Linked DNA regions of Homo sapiens: region 1 is linked to region 2. A link is a contact called in ENCODE Hi-C or POLR2A ChIA-PET data. All regions are on one chromosome and are shown on one strand. Each heading gives the region's core, a stretch centred on a gene start or an enhancer-like site at or near the end of the contact. The rest is flanking DNA. Distances are from core to core; before and after follow the strand shown. Region 1 overlaps LARP4B (La ribonucleoprotein 4B). Region 2 holds the start of ZMYND11 (zinc finger MYND-type containing 11).

What was found. A loop is a pair of places that touch in the nucleus more often than their neighbours do. ChIA-PET counts read pairs that join two places held with the same protein, here RNA polymerase II (POLR2A). Pooled maps may share reads with other maps.
Region 1: a loop to region 2 is called in a pooled map, with 2.6 times the contacts of the local background. The contact joins the enhancer-like site here to the promoter of ZMYND11 in region 2. A Hi-C loop is called at or near these places in 1 of 50 pooled maps. POLR2A ChIA-PET finds 5 or more read pairs at or near these places in 2 of 52 experiments (B cell and MCF 10A).

The regions. Positions count from the first base shown.
Region 1 is chr10:811,759-818,727 of GRCh38, forward strand. It overlaps LARP4B (La ribonucleoprotein 4B), which reads right to left. Exons shown (of 18, transcript NM_015155.3): 15 at 5,967-6,131; 16 at 3,188-3,312; 17 at 2,984-3,092; 18 at 1-1,455. The coding sequence ends at 1,168. Among named protein-coding and RNA genes, the nearest start is that of LARP4B, 120 kb to the right of the region's middle. RefSeq lists enhancers at 2,454-2,954, 2,955-3,455. Within about 2 kb of position 5,358, at least 8 of the 41 ENCODE cell types and tissues checked have a DNase peak (open chromatin) inside an H3K27ac peak, as active enhancers do.
Region 2 is chr10:130,710-137,880 of GRCh38, forward strand. ZMYND11 (zinc finger MYND-type containing 11) reads left to right here and starts at 4,746. Exons shown (of 15, transcript NM_001370100.5): 1 at 4,746-4,850. RefSeq lists silencers at 3,988-5,547, 3,995-4,173.

The DNA.
Region 1 (6,969 bases), core at 4,108-6,607, 680 kb after region 2:
GTTTGCTGCTTAGAATAAAGAAAAATTTGAGGCATTTTAAAACAAAATAATTTATATTTAACTTTATTATAAACTTGCTAACTTTAGTGCATCCTTGTTCTTCAGAAGTGCAGCACTTCTGGAAGTGAATCAATGAGGCCCTCGTCTTGGAGGTAAAAGAGCAGGAACTTTATCCTCCACCAGCCAAAGAGGGGGAAAAACCACAAACACCATTCTCTCACGATTACATAACTCTTAAATCCATGTGCTGATGCAGAGGTACAGGGAGATGTCCACACGGAGCTGAAGATGTGGACTCTCTCCAACCAGAGTGCTGGGGAACACGGACAGAAATGTGCACAGAGCAGGGCCGGGGCCATCAGCTCACAGGGGTCAAAACAACATCATGGTACAACTTCTGGTAACATGTCAGTGGGCAACAAAGTGTATGTTTTCATGTAGGTTCTATTCACAATGTGCTTTGAATTTATATTACATAATAGCCACTTGAAACTGGAGTGAGAAGCTGGTTACTTGCTTGCAGTGCATCAGAACCAAGGTTTCTGGGGTGGCCCCTGCAGGTTCACTCCGCCCAGGAGATCAAAAAGGATGCGCTCTCTACATTCTTAAATGCCACAGTCCCCTACCAACGGCTTAGGTGGAAGCACAGCTCCCACATCAGCACTGATGCCCTGGCGCGGCCAGCACTGCCTCTACGAGGCCACACCTGCCTCTGCCAAGGCCACTGGCCCTCATTCATCTGCGGGGACGTTCTAGAGATATGCACTTACAGACCAGTTACTTAAAAAAAAAAAAAAAAAGCAGAGTTCCCTTAATTTAGAAAAACTCACTATATATAGCTTGCATTCAGAGCCACATGGAGGCTTAATAAAAAATACCAATTTGTTAGGATAAATGCTTTTTCTATCTTGGAAAAAAAAATCAGACTTATGCATCACCTCCAGTTAAGCACCAACCTAAAATAAGGTTTGTATTAATTAAATCCTGAAAAATCGATTTTTTTTCAAGAGGGGGAGAATCCAACTCACAGAAGAAAACCAACTTGAGGATCCCACAGGCCTCAGACACTGCAAGCTCCTAACCAGCGGCTCGCCCTCGCACTGAGTGGGAGAGTGTCTCGTTTGTGGTTAACACAGCGCTCTGCGACCCCTCCCAGACGTACGGTTTTCACTGAGGAGACTTGGGGGGAGTGCTCTGCTCTCGGCTGAGACGCTTCCCCATGGCCGAGGGCGAGGGCCGGCCCCCCGCCGGCCGCCTCTGGTCTCTGGGGGCTCCAGGTGTGGACTTGAGGGCTGGGGGCTCCCGGTATCTCTCTGCGGGCTCTGCCAGCTTCTTTTCCTCCTTCCCACAACCAACAGTGTTTGGCTTTTGTTCTTTTTGGGGTTGCAATGGGGAAGAAGGAGGCTCTTTACTCGTTCTCTGACAAATCTCTGCGTAGCTGGGCTTTCGCAATTCCTGGAAACAGACAATCCTGGGTTACCTGTGTGAAATGGTGTCTCTAGGGACAAGACAGGAAATCAAGTTCACTTAAGATAAAAGAGTTTTCAACTGTAACTAAGTTTCCATCTTCACTAGTGTTTTTAACTTTTAAAAAGTTCATAAAATCTAATGATTTAGTTTCCCCTGCAGCAGAACACTCCCTCTGTGCTACTGTAGTAATGGATAAAATTAGAAAAGGCATGACGAAGAAGAGTGCTGACTCAACACCATCCCTACCCAGCCCTATGCCTGCTTGGGCAATGCGGAAGCCTAGGAAGAGTCCGGATGCTGCCCACACTGGCTCCGCCAGCTCAGGACAACAGAAGGGTGTCCCAGGTGCCCACGGTGGGCAATGGACCCTCACACGGTACTCAACCCTGAAAGGCAAACTCCAAAAACAGTCTTTAAATAAAAATGTTTTGCACATTTCAAACTACAAAGGACTGGAAATATCTAAGAATGATGAAGACAGCTAAAATCTTCAAGAAATGTGTAATAGGGTTTTCAGGTAAGTGGAAGCATAAAGACTAAATAACAGAAAAGTAAAATATTTCCCTTAATAACTTTTTTTTTTTTTTTTTTGAGACACAGTCTCACTCTGTCGCACAGGCTGGAGTGCAGCAGTGCAATCTCAGCTCACTGCAACCTCTGCCTTCCGGGTTCAAGTGATTCTCCTGCCTCAGCCTCCTGAGTAGCTGGGACTACAGGTGCCCACCACCAAACCCAGCTAATTTTTTGTATTTTCAGTAGAGACAGGGTTTCACCATGTTGTTCAGGACTGTCTGGATCTCCTGACCGCATGATCTGCCTACCTCGGCCTCCCAAAGTGCTGGGATTACAGGCGTGAGCCACAGCACCTGGCCTCTTTTATTATTATTATTATTTATTATTAAAATTATTAATTTTAACCTATAAAAAATCCTTTTTTAGACTCAGCCCAGGGGACAGTAAGGGATTAAACTCCCAAATTCAAGGAAAAGGCTCCCCCAAGATCAAACTACAGAGGCCACAACTCAGAGTAAGAGAGGCCACAGTTCACCCAGTAGGGAAAACAGCAGAAAGGAAGTCGCTGGGGTTCAGGCCTGCTGGGCCCACAGGGGTTGGAGGCTGGTGGGGCCACCATCTTGCTCTTCCTGTCTCTTCATCAGACACACGATGCGCGCGCACGCACGCAAACATACACACACGCGCGAAATGCTGAAATGATCCTAAAGTCTATGGAGAAACAGGAGCTGGGGTCTTGTTACTACTCAAGAAACCTCTATTGACCAACACTGAAATAAAAGGACTACATGGTGGTCTGAGAAAGAACTAGAGTAGTTAGTGGAAAATTATTAGCAAATATTAAAGGTATTTTGTACAGAAAACACAACACAGACAGACGCAAATAAAAACCCACCAAATTAGATGTGATTAAAAAACGAGCAGGTGCAGGAGTGCGCAGCGTCTGTTCACACCAGAGCCTCGCGGCTGTCGTGCAGGAAGGCAGGCACGAGGTACGTACCGTGGCGGCTCCGTTCACCTGCACCGATTTACACGCGGTCGCAGTGAGGGCGGAAGGAAGTCTGTCCACACTGTGGGTTTCCCTCTGTTTCTCCGCCACCTTGGGATCACTGTAAAAATGCCACCCGATATTTGAATCTCATGCAACATCACAGGCCATTCAAGTCAGTCAACACCAAGGCGCTGGAAGAACACCAATACTCACTCGGGTAAATGAGCTGGGGAGGGGGATCGCTCGTACGTTGCTGATACAGCACAAGAAGCCGGCACCGAGGGCTCTCTGGAGACCACTACAGGAAGGGTGTTCACGCTTGCGTCTGCACTGAGGGTCTGAAACAGGGTCAAGAGTGTTCATCAGAGTCCTGCCGGCACTAAGCGGAGCTGGTACCAGTGCCCGTTCACCCCACCCGTGAACAGCCTTGGGAGAGCAGCACAAGGACATAGGGGAAGAGGGTCTTCTCCAGCAAAAATGTCACAGAGCCCAGGACTATCCTCTGCCCCACAGATCGCCCACCCTTCTCTTTCTCGGCAAATGCCCCACTGTTCTTACATCACAGGCCCTTATCTCCTCTCCCGCAATGATGATCTACAAGCTTATTTCTTAACTGAACAGGCATCAAACACATCTCACCCACCTGGCACTTTGGGCCCAGCACGGCACGGCACAACACCACATGCATATCTGCTGAGTGTCGAATCCTAACACAGTCCAACACAACTCATTCACACCGCTGAGAAAAAACAATCGGCGCCTCCACACCCATATAAATGTGAGCTCCCAGCCCTCCCTGAATTCACAACCCCAGGAAGCAGGTGTGCGAATGCCCCCATCTCAACAGGTGAGGAAACTGAGGCCCAATACCTCTAAGTTAATTTGCCCAAGGCCAGGAAGCAAAGGACGGAGTGAAACTTACTCCCTCCTTACTCCAGCCAGCGACCCCTGTGCAGGGGCTATTTCATGTGTGCTTGATCTTATACATATGGCATGTGATGATACACTTGTCATGCAACTTAAAAAAGGCAGGAGGGCAGGTGCTCTTTACACTTCTGCCCTTAGATGAAGGCTGACGACAGACCTAGAGCCCTTCCAGCTGGAGAACCAGAATCCGCTGCAATTCCTGCGCTCGACCAGCAGGAATCCAGCTTGGTGGAAACAAGAGGGCAAAGGACTCCTTTTGTAAAAGCTCATTTTAAATTCAGGGTAGGGGCCGGGCACGGTGGCTCACGCCTATAATCCCCGCATTTTGGGAGGCTGAGGTGGACGAATCACCTGAGGTCAGGGGTTTGAGGCCAGCCTGGCCAACATGGTGAAACCCCATCTCTACTAATAATACAAAAATTAGCCGGGTGTGGTGGTGCATGCCTGTAGTCCCAGCTACTCGGTAGGCCGAGGCAGGAGAATCACTGGAACCCAGGAGGCGGAGGTTGCAGGGAGCCAAGGTCGTGCCACTGCATTCCAGCCTGGGTGACAGAGCAAGACTCTATCTTAAATAAACAAATTAACTAATTAATTCAGGATATGTGCAGTCCCAATGCAAATGAAATGCAGATCCACAACTGCAGGTCATGAAGCAAGTCAGAGTGACCATCACGAGCTCCATGTCAACAGGGGAAGGGCTGAACCCCATCATTTCTGGAGCCTCCACCCCACTTTGAAACCCAAGGGCCACGCTGTTGACTCAAGAAGCTCCCAAGAAGCAGCAATGGAGCCCACTACACCTGGGTGGTGGCATAAGGCTCAGGGTCAGGCTTTTCAAAGAAGCAATTCTTTCTTCAAGAGAAACCTTACACAAGACTCAAACTGGGCACAGCAGGAGCTGCTGTTTCTGAAGCAGGGTTGGAGACCTGCCTCTTCTCCTCCACTCAATACCAACGGGAGTAGGCTACAGTTGGAAAACTAGAATTCATGATCTTTAAACTGCATTTCTTCTCAAGGCACTAATACCTTAGAAATGACGGTGTGGAAATTTAAGGCTAATGTGACAATCCTGGAATGTACTCAATCTCCAAACAGGAGCATGACCATCTACCAATATGAAAAGGACTAGACACGTCACCTGGCTTTCATTGTAAAGATACTGCATCAAAATCCACCTTAAATTCTGCCCTAGGAAGTGAGGAATGGTTCTATCTACTGCGGGGCCTTCCCTAAAGCCCAGGGTGGAAGAGACACTGACTCTGCAGACCTGGGTGGGGTAGCAAGCAGCACGGTCATGTGGCGTGGAACAGACACGTGGTAACTCTGGGGCACAGCTGGGGAAAGGGCCCCTGGCACAGGGGACACCGGCAACCTGGAGTGCTCAGCAGGTTCTTCCTGGGCTCTTCCTATGCACAGTAGGTAACTGGGCAGAAAACTTCCTCTGTACTTCCCAGAGCCTTCAACGCCAGGTGTGGCAGCCGGCCAAGTCCCACTTCCACCTCCTAAGCACATTAGAGGCCAGAGTGCTGGGCTGAGTGTCCTCTGTCATCTGCAGCTCGGGACGACTCCTGGGATGATATTCACTGCAGTGGAGGCGGCACCTCGTGGGGCAGCCCAGACCTCACCAGAAGCTACCGACACTACAGTGAGGTTCTCCCAGGCTTCTTGCTCCTTGTCTCATGTAGATTACTACACATTTTAATCATTTCCAATACAATTCAGATGTTTCCATTTCATTCTGTTGTTTTATAAAATAAAGGCAGGTCTGAACTACAACAATGACAATGCAATCTAAGTTTCTGGGTGAGAGAAAGGGTGTGTACGGCACATCATGGCACACGTTTCTACCTCTGACTTCATCAGACAGCAATGTTAAGGAGAAGGCCCAGCCCTGGGTTCAAGGCTGGCCTTACTCCAAATCTGTGTGACCTCTGCAATCACGTGGCCTCCAAGCCTCTCTTGAGTATTAAAAACAAACATGTATAAAGAGCTCAGCAAAGCGCCTGACACGGAACCCGTACCTAGACACTGTTGGCAACTATTAGACATGCAATATATCCCTTACCCTTTCTTTGGATGGTCCTATTATCAAGCTAGATAGCCTGTTTTCAAACAAGTCCTCTGTCTTCAAATTGCCGGCAGCTCCAGGTAATGGAGGGAAGCTGGACAGCCCCAGCTCGAAGCTTGGCGACGGAGGCTTTGGTGGCGTTGGAGACTGTGTCTGGCTGCTCTGCAACAGAATGACACCCCAGGGTCACGGTATGGAGAGAGAAGGCCAAGCAGCTTCTCGTTTCCACACCTGTCTGGAAAATATCTGTAGAAACAAGCAGATCATTCAACCCAGACAAGGGCTTCCTCACTCAATTGAAGGTTCTCCCAAGCAACTTCAACCATCTAGAGCAGAGCTGTAAAACTGAAATCTCAAGGATGCTGCTGCCCAAGAGATGTGTCACAAAGGACACAGTGAGGCTAAGGTGACATCCAAAGAGCTATCCACCCATGGCTGCCAGCACTCACGAACAGCAGGGGCAGCTGAAGGCAAGGGAGACACTCTGGAGTGACTCCAGCCCACCAGATGGAAAGCAGGGCAGCCTGAGTCTAGACATTAAACTTTCTCACTTTCAGACAAGTGTTGTGTTACTACAGCATAGTTTTTAATGTGAGTCACAAGATAATTGTAAAAAACAAAATATGACACTCTCTCCACAACCTGTGTAAGAAATTTTACACACGTGCATCAAAAAAGTGGTTTAACAAAAGGGAAGGGGGCTCGAATTCTCTGAAAATAAACTTAATGAAAGTTTATATTTTTAAATAATTAAAAACACAGGATTTGACAACAAATTCTAATCAGATTCTTTGACTTCCAAGAAAGCAAACTCAGTATAATAAGAAGTGAGTGTACTTTGTAAGCCCAAATCTCAGAAGAAAGGCAGTAATACCTTTTATTGGAAAATGATCTATCAACCCGCTTTAACAAGCTGGCAGTCATTTTGCGAGTACGCAGTTCCTCGGCTGAAGGACACATGGCACAGAAAGGGGAAATGAGTTTGCATTTAGTTTAGAAA
Region 2 (7,171 bases), core at 3,496-5,995:
CTCCTGAAAAACAGGGAAACCAAGGTTCAAAAAGGTGAAATCACTTGAATGTCTCACAGTGAGTTGGAATTTGGACTCAGGTGCACTAGTGCATATTCTTCTACATCATGCTATAGAAGAGAGTCGGGGCCGGGCACGGTGGCTCGCGCCTGTAATTCCAGCACTGGGGAAGCCAAGATGGGCAGATCACTTGAGCTCAGGAGTTCGAGACCAGCGTAAGCAACATGGCGAAACCCCATCTCTACCAAAAATACAAAATTAGCTGGGCACGGTGGCATGCACCTGTGGTCCCAGCTGCTCGGGAGGCTGAGGTGGGAGGATCGCTTGAGCCCAGGAGTGGATGTTACAGTGAGCCAAGATGGTGCCACTGCACTCCAGCCTGGGTGACAGAGTGAGCCCTATCTCAAAAAAAGGAAAACAGGGACCAGGGAGACAGGGAAAAGGTTAGAATCACAATTTTGAAGGAAAGAAGGCACACACATACACAAACATCTGTTTTTCATCTTGTGTGATGAGTTGCCCTTGAAAAGACAGGATCCTACTTTTCCTTAAATGTTTTGAAGCATATTAACCTGAGTATGGGAGGACCTACTTCTAACAAATACTGTACATTCATGGACAGAAGTGGGGAACTGAATTTCAGAAGCCACAGCTATGGAGCCCTGAAGAGATGCCCGGAGCCTGGGTTTCAAGGCCCACAGGCACTGGAACTAGGCCTGGCAAGCACTGTCAGCTCAGCTCCTCGGTTGCTGTGTAGTAAAAAGCTGCCACTTAAGTATTGGAAGAATCATGGCTTTCAATGGAAATGGATTTCTTATACTGACAGTTTCTCCTGGAGAACGTCTTGCTCTGTTGTCCAGGCTGGAGTGCAGGGATGCAATCATAGCTCACTGCAGCCCTGACCTCTTGTGCTCAAGCCATCCTCCTCCCTCAGCTTCTCGAGTAGCTGCGACTACAGGAGTGAGCCACCACATCTGGCTATTTTTTTTTTTTAATTTTGTAGAGATGCGTCCTCGTTATGTTGCCCAGGCTGTTCTCGAACTCCTGGCCCCAAGTGTACCTCCCGCCTTGGCCTCCCAAAGTGTTGGGGTTATAGATGTGAGCCACTATTCCTGGCTGAAAGTTTTTTAAAATTAAAATATGGATAGTAGCAGTTTCAGTCTGAGCCACAGAGGGTGGCAGCATCAATGAATGGTAACTGCTGTTACAGAGTTCGGACCACAGCTTTCTAGTTTCAAAAACATGATTTTTAAAAGCATCCACAGGTGACTGGAAATCCTTAAGCAACATTAATAAACTTGTTATATAGTAACTTATATGCCAGAATGTTAATCTAATAGAGGAGAAGATAAGGAGAAACCACAACCATATTCAAAACATCAATATCTAATACTAAAGACTACGGAAAACTGTTATCAGAAGTCAGAAAGGCATGGAATGAAATCAAAGAACATTGTATAGTCTTAGAAAATATTTCATTGGGGCAACCCGTTCGGGTCCCCTTCCACGCTGTGGAAGCTTTGTTCTTTCGCTCTTCACAATAAATCTTGCTGCTGCTCAAAAAAAATATGTAATATAATATATATATTTTATATATATATATTTTATTGGTCTCTGAGAAAGTCTCCCTTTGCAGTACGAACTAACCTTGTGGAGTGGCTAGATCATGACTGCTCACTTCAGCATCTGTCTCTTACTGAATGTTTCTTATCCTCTTGCTTTCTTGGGGGTCTGAGGATGGGGGGCTGTAGCATGTGTAAGAGATGACACTCACTAGACACACATTTTTGAGGGCTGCCCCGCAGCAGGAAGCGGCTCTGGAGGCCATGGGCCAATGAAGGTGCTGTGACGTTTACACTCACAGCCATCTGCAGCAGTCCACACTTTATTACAGTTACAGTTAACATTTTCTTCCACAGTATTTCCTGATAATATTTAACAAAATAAATAATGAGACTAAACCCTAACTCATGTCAAATGAGTTTGAGCAATTATTACCTTACACACACTATACTGTCCCAATAGCCAGGTAATGAAATCTGATCTGGACACTCATTCTAGAAAATAGAGCAGTGCTGTCTGATTGGGGGCGGGAGGAGTATTCCCACGTCTTGGTCCTGCAGAGACAGCTCCCCGACAGCTCTGAGAAGCCCCAGGGCTCAGTGGCACCCGCTTTGAAACTCACCAATGCAAAAAGGAGAATCAAGAAGTAAAAATCTGTCTGTATTCAATTGTATAAACAGTATAGCTTTGTCATGTAAGATACTAGCACAGCAATTAGTTACTGGTCTTCTGGGCTTCCTCCAAACCTCAAACCTTTGGTCCCCAGACCCACACACACACATTCATTCAGCTGAGGGGCAAATGAGATAAATCAAACTGTTTTAATGGCCTCTTGGTATGCATTTCAAGAGAGTTGACATCAACCCAATTTTCTGCCAGCAGTGTATATAAGCGTTCATTTCGCTAACCATCAGTAGCATTATCACTGGAAAAGAATTCTGTCCTTTGAAGAAAAGCAATGTTACGTTGTTTGAATGTGTCATTACTAGTGAATTAGAATAGCTGTCAGTATTTATTAATAGTTTTATTTCTTCTATTGTACATTATCCATGGCTTTTGCGTTTTATGTGGGGAGGGATATTCGTATTCATCTTAGTGGATAAATACCACCTTACTTGGAAAATAGAGCCAAGGGTTAAATTCTAGGCAAAACCAACAGGAAAATCAGGGTAAGTTATCTAACTTACATTAGGTTGAATGAGAGATGGTATCTGCGTATAAAATTTTAAATGATCCCTACAAAGTATAACTGGGAAAAAAATGTGGAGTTATGCTGCCACTTCTTTCCTAAAAGGTAAGCTTCCTTTTATTGATACGATGTTGTCTTACTCGAGTGCCTTCTCTAAAATACACAGAACCATGCAGTCCTCTATTTTACAGATGAAGTAACAGACTGTTTAAAAAGGTGACTCACTGAAAGCTCTTCATTGTTGGAATTCCTGGCCCAACATTCAAACCAGGCATGGCTTGCTTTTCTTCTGACACGTTTTAACCCCTCTACTAAATTTTTAGCGATATATATTTACTCTTAAAATGAATTACAATTATTCTGTGATGTTCTTTGAGATAATCAAAAACTCTCTGGGATGTATCAGATTGAGGGCTGTGAATAGCATGAAAGATTGTGTTTATTTGACTAGTGTATATCACAGACCTATTCAAGTACCACCCATTTCTAAATTCTAACAGTCTTAGAAACCAGCTGTAGAAGCAGATTGATATATTTTATCAGAATCCCCAAATTCCTACAACCGTCTCTTCCTAATGACTTTTCAGGTGGGGACACGTGCCAAGACGGCCAATAGATACCTGAAACCCGGGGTAGTGCTGAACCTTACTTACACTACGTTTTCTCCTATACACACCTGCCTATAATAAAGTTTAATTTAGAAGTCAGGCACAATGAGAGATTAACAACACTAATAATAAACCAGAACAATTATAACACTATACTGTAGTAAAAGTTATGAGAATGCGGTCTCCCTGAAAACACCTTGCTGTCCTGTACTCACCGAATTTCAGAGCAGAGGACTCTGACTGACAGGTGTTCCCCGACTCCCAGTGGCGAAAGGTCCTCAGGGAAAACAGGTGAACGCTATCAAAGTATGCTTATCTCCGAACCTTTCTTAAACCAGAGTCTTAAGGGATCGTCTCTGATTAGGTCTAGAATTCCTCTCCATAGAAGATAACCTACTTCTCGCGCAAATCTGCAGTGTTCTTGCAGGGCTGCTGATGGGTGGTCCTGTTCTTTTCGCGGTCCTGTTTGCGCAGAGATGAAACGGGGAACTTAGCGTATCCCTACCGCTCTTTTTGATGACAGGAGTAAAGGGCTGTTCAGACTACCTAAACAATGTTGTTAAGAGAAGCACTCGTACTTCTCAGACTTCGCTGTTCCGGACCCCGCGAGCCAGGGGCAGGCACCGGGTCCACCCGGGGCTGAGCTGCGGCGGCGCCTGACAATGCCCCCTCGCGCCCCGGCCTCGGCGCCCGCTCCCGGCTCCAGCGCGCCTGCACGTACGTAGCCTTCACGTGTGTGTGGATACGGAGTGCATGTGTGGAGACAGAGGAATATGCTCCAACAAATTTCGGATAGAGGCGCCGAAGACAGGACGTGGGGAAGGTAGGAGCCGCGTGCACGGCTCCGGCCCCGGGCGGGAGGCGGCCGCGAGCCGGGCCGGCCGCGCGCAAGTCCGGCGCCAGCCGCTAGAGCCCCCAGTGCGCGGCCCGGCCGCGGGGCGCCTCGACCCGACACAATAAACTCCGAGGGCGGGCGGGCCGAGGGGCCGGTGGGGCCGAGCGGCCGCCCCGCGCGCATCGCCATGTGAGCGGCTGCCGCGGCTTCGCGGGGACCCAACTTTCCCGGGCGGCGGCGCCCAACTTCCCGCCGCCCGCTCCGGCCCCGCAGGCCCGCGGCGCCAGGGGAAGACGCGAGTAAGTGCGGGCGGCGGTGCCCTCCCGGCCCTCACCCCGCACGCGGCGACCCGGCCGCCTAGCCTCCCTCGCTCAGGCGCGACCGCGGCGTTCTCTGAGGTGGAGTATTACAAACATGGCGCCCCTCGAGCCCGGAGCCCTTCGCGCGGAGCCGGCGGCGGGGTCCGGGCGGGGGGGAGCCGGGGAGGAGGGAGGAGGCCGGCAGGGAGGAGGAGGAGGCGGCCTGAGCGTCCCCCCCGCCCCCCGCGCCCGTCGCCGGCTCAGGCCCGAGAGGCGCCGGGCGGCGGGAAGGAGGCGGCACCGGAGGGGAGGGCCGGGCGCGGCGGCGGCGGCGGTGGAGGAGCCGGAGCATAATGGTGGGGAAAGCTCGGCGGCGGGGCGGCGGGGCGGGCGGGGGCGTCCGTGGAGATGGCGCGGCCCGCGCGGTGGAGCCTGCCTGGCCGCGGCCTCTGGGGCGGCGGCGGCACCAGTGGGTGCTGACGGTCGCTCGCCCGCTCGCGAAGAGCTCCGAGCTGCCGGGGAGCTTTGTGGATGGCGGGGCGGGCCGGGCCGGCGGGGCCTGCGAGGGCGGCGGCGGGGCCTGCGGAGGCTGCCGGCCCGCGCCCACTCGCCTTGGGCGGCCGCGGAAGAGGCCCCGGGATGAGGCCCCGGAGGACCGCGCGGGGCCTGCTCGGGCCGGGAAGCCGCGGAGTCGCGTGAGCACCGCCCGCCGGGCCCTGTGCCCCGCTTTCGGTCAGGCCTCCTGGGCCCGTGCGCAGTCCGGGCCGGCGGGGAACGCGGCTCCGGGCGTGTGGCGGGCGGAGAGGAAGCGTTTGTCGGCGCGGCACGTCGTGTGCTAGCCCGGGAGCGGCGGGCAGGGCTGGCCCCGAGGCCCGGGGCGGAGATTCGTCGGTCCCCCGGGGCTGTGAGCGACCCCGGCAGCGAGGCCGCCGCCTCAACAGGTCCTCGCGGACCTCCGGGACAGTCCTGTGGGGTCCGCCGCCCTCCTCCCACCCAGAGCTCCGGGGAGAAGCTGCTGAGGACGCGGCTGGGACGAGGGGGGGCGCCGGGACCCGGACTTTCACTTGCAGTCTCTCCTCGCGCTTTTCTCCCGAGCCGGGAGGAGGAGGAGCTGGCGATGTGTGCGCCGTGCCCGGTGTCTTTTGCAGAGTGACCGCCGTACCTGTTTTATTCGTGTGTACCAGTGCTCGTTGTGCAGTGCGGTGTCCTATGCGGTGGGTACGCAGTACCGGGGATTATATATGGTGTGTACTCTGTGTCATATGCAGTGTGCTCGAAGTACCCGGTGTCGTACCGGCTATCATACACGGTGTGTACATGTATCTTCCTCGCTTAGGCTGTGCACTCAGCCCCCGGTATTGTGTGCAGTAGGTGCCTGGTACCCTGCTGCCATATGAGCTGTGCGTGTGGTACTCCATGTTATATACGAGTGTATGTAGTATCTGGATAGTATTGAATATATTTACCTTACCTGTTGTCACATACAGTGTGTATGTAGTACCTGGTGTCATATATGCGGTGTGTATAGTACCAGGTGTCATATACTGTGTGCACACAGTACTTGGGGTCATATATGGTGTGTACATAGTATCCTTTCACACTGTGTATGCAGCACCCAGTGTCATATACAGCCCTTACGCGGTTCCCGGTATTTTGTGCAGTATGTGCACGGTACCGTGCTGCCATATGCGGTGTGTATGCAGTATTCAATGTCATATACGTTAGGTATATAGTATCTGGTGTCATATACAGTGTATATACACTACCTGGTGTTATCTATGTTTTGTATATATATCTGGTGGCATGTACAGTATGTATACATTACATAGTGTTATATATGGTGTGTAGGTAGTACCCAATGTCATATGCCATGCATATATGGTACCCAATGTCATATGCACCATGCATGCACTATCCTTGTCACATAAGCTGTACTCAGTGTCAGATGCAGTGTGTACCTAGTACCGAGTGTCATATGTACTGTGTACACAGTACCCACTGTCATATTCAGGGTATCTAGTACCCTGGGTCATATACAGTGTGTACATGGTATCTGGTGTCAAGAATGTGAGCCTGGAGGAGATACCCAGGTGGCCCATTCAGGACCCTGCTGGTAGGAGGGAGTGGTGCAGGTTGGGTTTTTAGGGAGGTCTAGAGCCCTTGGTCCTCCTCACTTAGGTGTTCTGCATCCCACAGTAAGCTGAGTCATATGGAGGCAAGAACATTCTTAAAAATAATTTAATCTGTTTGTCCAAAAGCAGAAAGTAAATGTTTACTTGTTTTCCTGTAAACTGAGAAATATAGTAATTTTAGCTTAGTAATTATGGTGTGCACAACGTTTTCAGATTTTTGAGGTTGATTTTAATTAATGGTTGGATGTTATCAGGGAGATAGTGTTGGTTGTACTTTGAAAGTTGAAAAGTTAGAGTGCTTTCTGGTAGGCAGGGTCATCTTTGTAGTTTTTCTGAATGTCTTTTTACAAGCAGGAGAAAAAATATGAATGTCTGTAGAGGCATTTAATTTGCCTTGTCTTTGACTAACTGGCACAGGTTACATTATAGTTGTTATTTTTGGTTGACTCATCTTTATAAGATGACCAGGCTAGAGAATCAGAGATCAGAGGATATGGGATGTGATTATGACAGAATCAAAATATTTGTCTTGCTTGACTCTGTTA